2 separate regions of the Homo sapiens genome follow, and region 2 is linked to region 1. A link is an interaction called in ENCODE POLR2A ChIA-PET data of the cell type or tissue named here. Cell type or tissue: OCI-LY7. All regions are shown on one strand.

What was found. ChIA-PET counts read pairs that join two places held together with the same protein. Peaks named below come from ENCODE experiments on the same cell type or tissue, not always from the same donor. Only the 100,000 strongest peaks of a DNase experiment are listed, where the experiment ranks them.
Region 2: POLR2A ChIA-PET joins it to region 1 with 5 read pairs; 1 of 35 experiments calls an interaction of 5 or more read pairs at or near these places.

The regions. Positions count from the first base shown.
Region 1 is chr9:114,897,368-114,901,367 of GRCh38, reverse strand. It overlaps TNFSF8 (TNF superfamily member 8), which reads left to right. Exons shown (of 4, transcript NM_001244.4): 4 at 1-223. Among named protein-coding and RNA genes, the nearest start is that of TNFSF8, 31 kb to the left of the region's middle. In OCI-LY7, no CTCF peak of the experiment used is centred here; a DNase peak (open chromatin) is centred at 2,397; H3K4me3 peaks cover 1,167 bases; H3K27ac peaks cover 1,631 bases.
Region 2 is chr9:113,509,939-113,513,938 of GRCh38, reverse strand. The region is part of intron 12 of RGS3 (regulator of G protein signaling 3); the gene reads right to left. Among named protein-coding and RNA genes, the nearest start is that of RGS3, 48 kb to the right of the region's middle. RefSeq lists enhancers at 1,551-1,640, 1,891-1,940. In OCI-LY7, no CTCF peak of the experiment used is centred here; a DNase peak (open chromatin) is centred at 1,538.

The DNA.
Region 1 (4,000 bases):
TACATCATTTAAATGAATAATGTAACCAAACAAACAAAAAAAGAGAATAATCATTAATAACTCAACTGATAGATATGTAGGGAGTAGGCAACCCAGGAAGTTTAAAACTAAATTCTGTTACTCTTGAGGGTTAACCAGCCCCTGGGAATGTTATGAGCAAATGATACTCCATGAGTAAAATGATATCTATGCAAGTAAAATAAATAATTTATCTAACTGGGAACTCAGGCTACCTAAAACATATGCCTCTTTGGTAAAAACTCAACTTGAGCTCCTTCCCTTGCTCCTACCCTCTGAACCCCACCTCCCCACCACACACACACACACACACACTCAGTGTACTTGCAGAACTTGTAGAGGAAGATGGTAAGTGAGCTCACAAAAACATAACAAGTCAATGTAGAGTCATCCAAACTGGAGTGGAGTGGTGCTATCTTGGCTCACTGCAGCCTCCCCTTCCTGGGTTCAAGTGATCCTCCTACCTCAGCCTCCTGAGTAGCTGGGACTACAGGCACGCACCACCACACCCAGCTGATTTTTGCGTTTTTAGTAGAGACGGGATTTCACCATGTTGGCCAGGCTGATCTCGAACTCCTGACCTCAAGCAATCTGCCCACCATGGCCTCTCAAAGAGCTAGGATTACAGGCGTGAGCAACCACACCTGGCCTCTAACCCTTTTCTGAATCATATATTGACCATGTACTGAGTCTATAGAGGATAGAGACCACCTGTGTCTCACATTCAAATCACCATCCCAGAGTGACCGGGGCGAGAGCAGGGAAGAGCAGAGGAAACCTCCAAATGTGGGGACTGTCCAAAGTAAGGTTGGAAAGACGTGACCTGAGGAATTGCAGAAAGGCTATAGGAGGCCCTATCAAGGCTGGTGGGAAATAATGGAGATTGGAATATGAGACTGGGCTCAAATGCCAGCTCTCTCACTAACCACACTCGAGGACTTCGCAAGTGTCTGCTCCCTGCTGGGCTTCCAACCAATGGGACTTCCATCAAGCCTGGCAGATCTCTCAGGAGTGTTCTAGAGATGATACAGGCTGACTTCTCCATCCTCTTAATTTAAGGGTTTGTCCCTTCCATCCCAGAATAAGTGGTATTCCTGGAATTGTGGGAGGCTCCCTTGTCTGACAGATTCTGCCAGCTTCCCTCAGCACTTCCTCCTTTTAGTTCTTGTCCACATCAAAACCTCTTAGGGCACTAGGCTATTCTCTGAGCCATCCTTTATGTGACTGGAGATTCTGAGAAGGAATTAGATAGTAGAGTTATTGTAGAGTAACTACTATATATTTAATTGTTTGAATATACCATAGTTTGTCCATTCTTCTATGCAAGAACATTTAATTTGCTTTTAGGTTTTTGCTGTTACACACAAAGCTACAATAAGCACATCTTCTTCTTGCACACCTCCCACCCCTAGTTGCCATTTTTCTATACAGCAAAAATACTCTTGGAAAATTATAAATGGTGTCACAAAGACACTGAGTTAACCATGGCTAGCGAGGGTTTAGACACCTCTGTGATCAGAGCTCATGACCTGGAGCTTAGTCTCTGGAATCTGAATGGCTCCTTCCATACTTTCTAAGTACTTCTCTGCTCTGTACATTCATTCAACACACATATCCCAAGTGCCAGTGAGTGCCAGGTCAGTTTACAATCCAACATGGTATGTGCTACAGCTCTGCCAAGCCACTGCGAAATCAGCCCTCATTAGCATAGGTTTGAAACATGCCTTTCAATGCACTCTGGGGCTTCCCTGGATCTAGCTCTCTTCCTGGAGAGTAAACAAACACCAGAAAGCATGAAGGACAAGCACAGCTCCAGAAGATTTCTCCCCCAAGATCAAATGTCTGTATTCCTCATGGGCTCTTCTCACAATTCTCCCCTGAAACTCTGCGATGGAAGATTGTCACTCAATGTATAGTATAATGACTTTCCAGGTTTTTTTTCTACCATGACCCAGAAGAAGAAAGGTCATGTTGCCAACGAGGACTAAGAAAAAAAAAAAAAAATAATAACTTACTGTGAAGACCTGAATTGATTTTATGATGCTCTCTTAAGTCACAACCCACATTTCCAAAATACTATTCTAGTGTGCCTTCTCCTGCTCCACATGTTGGAATGCTAAAAATATACTTTCCTTATTCTTTTGCAGCTCAGGCTCTAGTATTATTTAGTCTGAAATGGACAGAATTTTGGAATGTTTGTCCATCCAGCTAGCAAGGACAGCTGTGGAGGTGTTTGGTTTTTCTGCAGCTTCGTTTGCAGAGGTTTTCATGTTCAAATACGAGCTTAGTAGTTGGGGTGAGCCTAGGTGGTGGGGGAGAAGCATCCGTTCTGCTGATGTAGTCTGTTGCAGATGTGCACTGGTTCTGGAGCCCGGCAGCAGTAGCGGCTTCCTGATTGTAGTGGTTTCCTGTTCGCGGCAGCAGTTTTGTGGTTCTAGAGGGGCAGGCTTCCTGATTGCAAGATTATTGAAGAGACAGCAGCTACTATAGCAGCCCAGTTCCTAGGAGTCGCATTATAGGTTTCTCCTGAAAGCTCAATCTCGATTCTGTTTCCTCAGACCTCCTGACAATTCTACAAGCCATTTAACACCCTGTGATAAACCCCTTCCTGCCAAACAAGCTAACGCGAAGTCTGTTCTCTGCAACTGATTCCTCATGAATATAATAACAACATGTACAAACTGACCTCACCATTATGTACAAACCAACCCCACCATACTCATCCTGAACTTAACACTATTCCTACATTCCAAATCTCAAGGACTATCTCAGTCTCTGAATATCCTTCTTCTCACTTCCTACTCAATTAACACCCAACTAATTCCTCCAGTTTCCTAGTTCCAGCCACCACTCTCAATACCTCCTAACTCACAGCACTGCCTCCAGTCTTACTCCTTATAAATCCCATCTCCAGACAGCAATAGCATCTCCCGATTGTTCTTGGAATTGATAGTGATAATAACCATTTATCAAGCTCTTACATGTTATGACTTTTCCTGCACTCACTTATTTAATCTTCAAAGCAATCCAACGAAATAGGCATCATTGAGCCAGGCACGGTGGCTCAGGCCTGTAATCCCAGCACTTTGGGAGGTCGAGGCGGGCGGATCATGAGATCAGGAGTTCGAGACCAGTCTGGCCAACATAGTGAAACCTTGTCTCTACTAAAAATACAAAAAATTAGCTGGGCATGGTGGTGTGCGCCTGTAATCACAGCTACTTGGGAGGCTGAGGCAGGAGAATTGTGTGAACCCAGGAGGCAGAGGTTGCAGTGAGCTGAGATCATGTCACTGCACTCCAGCCTGGGCAACAGAACAAGACTCTTCCTCAAAAAAAAAAAAAATAGGCATCATTATCCCCATTCTTTATATAAGGACATTGAGAGTCTGCGATGTTGAGGAGCATGGCCAATGTCACAGTCAATGGACGGTAGAGTTGGGATTTAAGACCAAGTTTGCCTAACTCCACATTCCACGCTCCAGTCACTATGAACATAGCCTTCCTAAACTCTAAGCTCTTTCCACCAGGTCTCTCCCTATCTATCTCCTGAATGTCTCTCTAGTTTTGTGCTCAGCCCCACCTCCTTGTGCTCTATGATCAAATCACATTGCACTCCTTCCAGTTCCTCCAATCTTCCATGCTCTGCCTAGCCACCAGAAGCTTGCAGATAATTTTCCTTCTGCCTAGGATACTCCTGTCACACTCTTTTGCCTGATTAACTCCTATCATTGTTCTGATTTCCATTTCAATGTCACCTCCTCAGAGAAGTCTTCCTGACTCTGCTGGCTTCACTTAATGCCTTGCTGTCACCTTCCATGCTTCCCCATCGTTAATTGCATGACACTTTACCCTTCACCCCTGGTTCTCTCTATCATTCCTCTCCAACATTCAAATTCCCAGAAGGCAGGAACCCTACCAATCTTATTTAGCACTGGGTAATCACAGCCCAGCCCAATTCCTAGGACATAGTAGATGGCCATTC
Region 2 (4,000 bases), 1.4 Mb after region 1:
ATCTGTTTCCTCCCTCCCTGCCCCACAGACAAAAATCCACTCTCTGCAGCAGTGGCAGCGGAGACCAAAGGCTTTCCCAGGATGTACTGGAGTCCTCCCTCTGTAGCCAAGGGAGCTAGAGCAGCCTGGCCCACTCCAGTCAGTCTAGAATAAGGAGTGGCACTTGCTGCCCCAGGTCACAGGAAAGCGCACAAGCTTCAAAGCCAGGTGGCTGTGCTCAAATCCTGCTCCCCTGCTTACCAGCTCAGTGAGCTTGGGCAACTTATTTCACCCTCAGAGTCTTGATTTCCTCAACTGTAACAATAGTGCCAAGCTCACTGGGTTACAGTGAAGATTAAATGAAATACTCTAAGTTCACTTAGAGTCTTTAGAACAGTGCCTGGGACCTAGTAAGTGTGTGATAAAAGTTAGCTGCAAACTCAGTGTTGTTTCGTTGTTGTGATTTCTCCACTTGGAAAAGCAAGTTTGGGAGTCAGGTGCCCCATAGGACTCTGGGAATCCCAGGCTTCACTGTACCCAGGAGGTACTCCGGCTTGGCCACCAACTCACAAATCATTCTAATCATAAGGAGAGAGAGAGAGAAACAGAGAAACAAGACCACCCCCAGGAAGGACAGCAGAGGCTGCAACGGCGGTGTGGGGGGAGGGGTCCCTCTTTAAGGGGACACTGATGGACACACACCCCTCACCCTGAACAAGGGGTGGTGCACACGTTTTTGTTGTTGTTTTTTTGTTTGTTTGTTTGAGACGGAGTTTCCCTCTTATTGCTCAGGCTGGAGTGCAGTGGCCGATCTCGGCTCACCACAACCCCCACCTCCCAGGTTCAAGTGATTCTCCTGCCTCAGTCCCCCAAGTAGCTGGGATTACAGGCATGCACCACCACGCCCGGCTAATTTTGTATTTTTAGTAGAGACACAGTTTCTCCATGTTGGTCAGGCTGGTCTCGAACTCCCAACCTCAGGTGATCCGCCCGCCTCAGCCTCCCAAAGTGCTGGGATTACAGGCATGAGCCACCATGCCCAGCCTGTGCACAGGTTTTTGTTACATTCCGTCTAGTAGGCAGAGGGACAAAACACAAAGTCGCTAAAAAGTCAGGGGTTCCTGGACCAAGCAGGTGGGAGGGAAACTCCAAAGCAGTCAGGCTCCACACACTCCTGGGCCCCTTCTAAGGCATTCCTGCTACTGTATGGGCAACTACCAGGTCCTCACTGACCTGGGTGCCCAGCCTGGGTCCTGGGTGCAGGCTGTCTTCTGCTGCCAGCAGCCCTGGCAGCGAGGGGGGAACAGGTGGCCTGACCCCAGCTATACCTCAGGGAAGCTCCCCACCAACGCGCACCCACAGCCTCGGAGATAAAACTCACCTCAGAAGGTTTCACACTTGCTTCCTCCTCCCACCCCCAGCCCCTTCTCACCAAGCAAGGTAAGAAAAACAAGTTGACTCCCCCCGTGCCCCTGACAAGTGACCACTGATCATAGACAAATCTGGGGGCAGCGCTCAAACCATGATAACTCAAACCACTTCCTGCCTCTTCTGTGAGTCACGGAGAGAGGAGTAGAATGAGCATGAGCCCTGGATGGGCACAGGAGGAACAGATACAAGGAAGATGTCACATAGCTCCTTGTCTGATCTGGCCCTACATATCAGTCCCAGAGGGATGTGTGCTGCCAGGCCCTGGACCCTTTGTTTAAAGCACCATCCTCAGTCTCAAGATCATCACTGAATTTGAGTTGGATAAGACACCCGAGCTTGATCACTGACTTCCCAAGTCAGAGACAGTCTGTGTAACCCTGAACAGCTTCCTTCCTTCTCTGAATCAAAGTTTTCTCCACTTTGAAGTGGAGATAATACTGATTGCTGCCTCGCTTGCCCCAGGGCCAGTGGGAGGTTCACACAAGAGACCTGATGGAAAAGAGCTTGGTGGATTGTACCACAGTGTGAGTAGTCAGGGGATTATCACAAATCCTAAGCCTCCAAGTAATCCACCTACCAGGGTTAGTAGAAGGATAGGCAGGGCTGCTCGGTCTCAAACCATGCTGTGAATGAAACCCCATGGCCAGCCTGGATCTAGACAGTCTAATTTAACATGGTTAAGCCTACAGCAGAGAAGGCAAAACCATGCAGGACTGACAAGCAGATGACTGGAACAAAATAGACCAAAAGTAAAGATGGGTACCAACTGTAAATGCCAAAATCTGGGTCCTGGGCCCCCAGTCTCGGACTTCTTAAAAAATTGATTTCTTCCCTTCTCTAGCCCAGGGGCCCAGGGCTGTCACAGAATCCTCACCAAGGGCCTCACCTGAAGTACCCAACACATAATTCTGCCTTCAGAGAGGAAAAGTCGGCTCAGCCCCATTTTGTAGACAAGGAAACTGAGGTCTGGAATGGTAGGGTGACTGGTCATTTGGCTAGTAAATTATACAAGGCAGGATTAACCCAACCTATGCAGCAGTCATGCCCTTGTGCCCAATCTCCACCCACCCCTGGATAATATGTGGCTAGTGGGAGTGGCTCTGTAAAACTGATTTTTTTTTTTTTTTAGAACAGTACAGCTTGCAACCCAGTTACTGAGCTCTGTGAAGGCAAACTCATTTACTTCCCACCTGCTACCGATGTCTGGTCCAAACCCCCATATCACCCTTTTCTCCTCCAACACCTGCTTCACCGACCAAATACAGTAATTACAGGGCTTTGCTCCCAGATTCTGAGGCGAGCCCTGGCAGCCACCCTGCCCTGGCAGTGGCGAATCTGAGGCCAGGTCACCTTTACAGGGCAGGGACAATGCCAAGGGCACCAGCAGCCCTGGGAAACATGCCAACCACAGCCGGGCAGGCACTCTGGGCTCCGGAAGGGCACCAGACCCTATTCAACTCAGGATGGCTTAACTCTCCCTCCTATTCAACTCAGGATGACCCAACACTCCTGAAGGGCTATCTCTTGGCAGCCCAGCCAGAGGAGGGGGACTAAGAAGCCAGCACCCTGGTGACAGCCTTAACCTCTGGACAATCCCAAGTGTGTTTAAGGGAAATTGTGTGCCCTGAATTTCACCCTTTCCTCTGAATCCTAAAATTGTGAGCTACAAAGACTTGATCCCTGGTAAAGAGTGAAGATTTATTATTATGAAGAATACATAAAGTAAGGTCAGGATCTTAATACAATGCATTCAAAGAGCTAGCATGGTTATTAATATCATCATCATTTCCTCACTTGTCCCTTTCCCCATGGCTTAGATAACTGTGCTCTTGCTGACTTACTATGTATTATACTCTCAGAGGGGAATGAAACATGGATACAGGCTGGGAGCACAGAAGGGAGACACAGAAGTACCTCTCAACTGAGAAGGAATCAACCCCAGACACCAGCCTGTGTGCATGGGCCCACTCCAGGCAGCACACTTCTCCAGCCCCCCTCCTCCACGACCAGACTCCAAAGCCTCAGAGGCAACCCAAGTCGTTCTCCTTCAGTCAGTCACACAACCAAAATTCTACTGAGTATCTGCCATCCGCCAGGCCCTGGGTCCTGCACTGGACCTACAGAAATAAGCCAGGCCCAGGCCTTGACCCTAATGAAGTCCCTACTTAGCTGCAGCATCTCCACTCTAACCTAATGTGCCAACCAAAAGCTTTTTAAAAACTCATCATTGATGGAATACTACTCAGCCATAAAAGGGAATGAATTAACGGCATTTGCAGCGACCTGGATGAGATTGGAGACTATTTTTCTAAGTGAAGTAACTCAGGAATGGAAAACCAAACATTGTATGTTCTCAACGATACATGGGAGCTAAGCTATGAGGACGCAAAGGCATAAGAATGATACCATGGACTTTGCAGACTTCGGGGGAAGGATGGGAGGGGGGTGAGAGATAAAAGACTACGAATGGGGTGCAGTATATTCTGCTCGGGTTATGGGTGCACCAAAATCTCACAAATCACCACTAAAAATCTTACGTAACCAAATACCACTTGTACCCCAATAATCTATGGAAAAATAAAAAATAAAA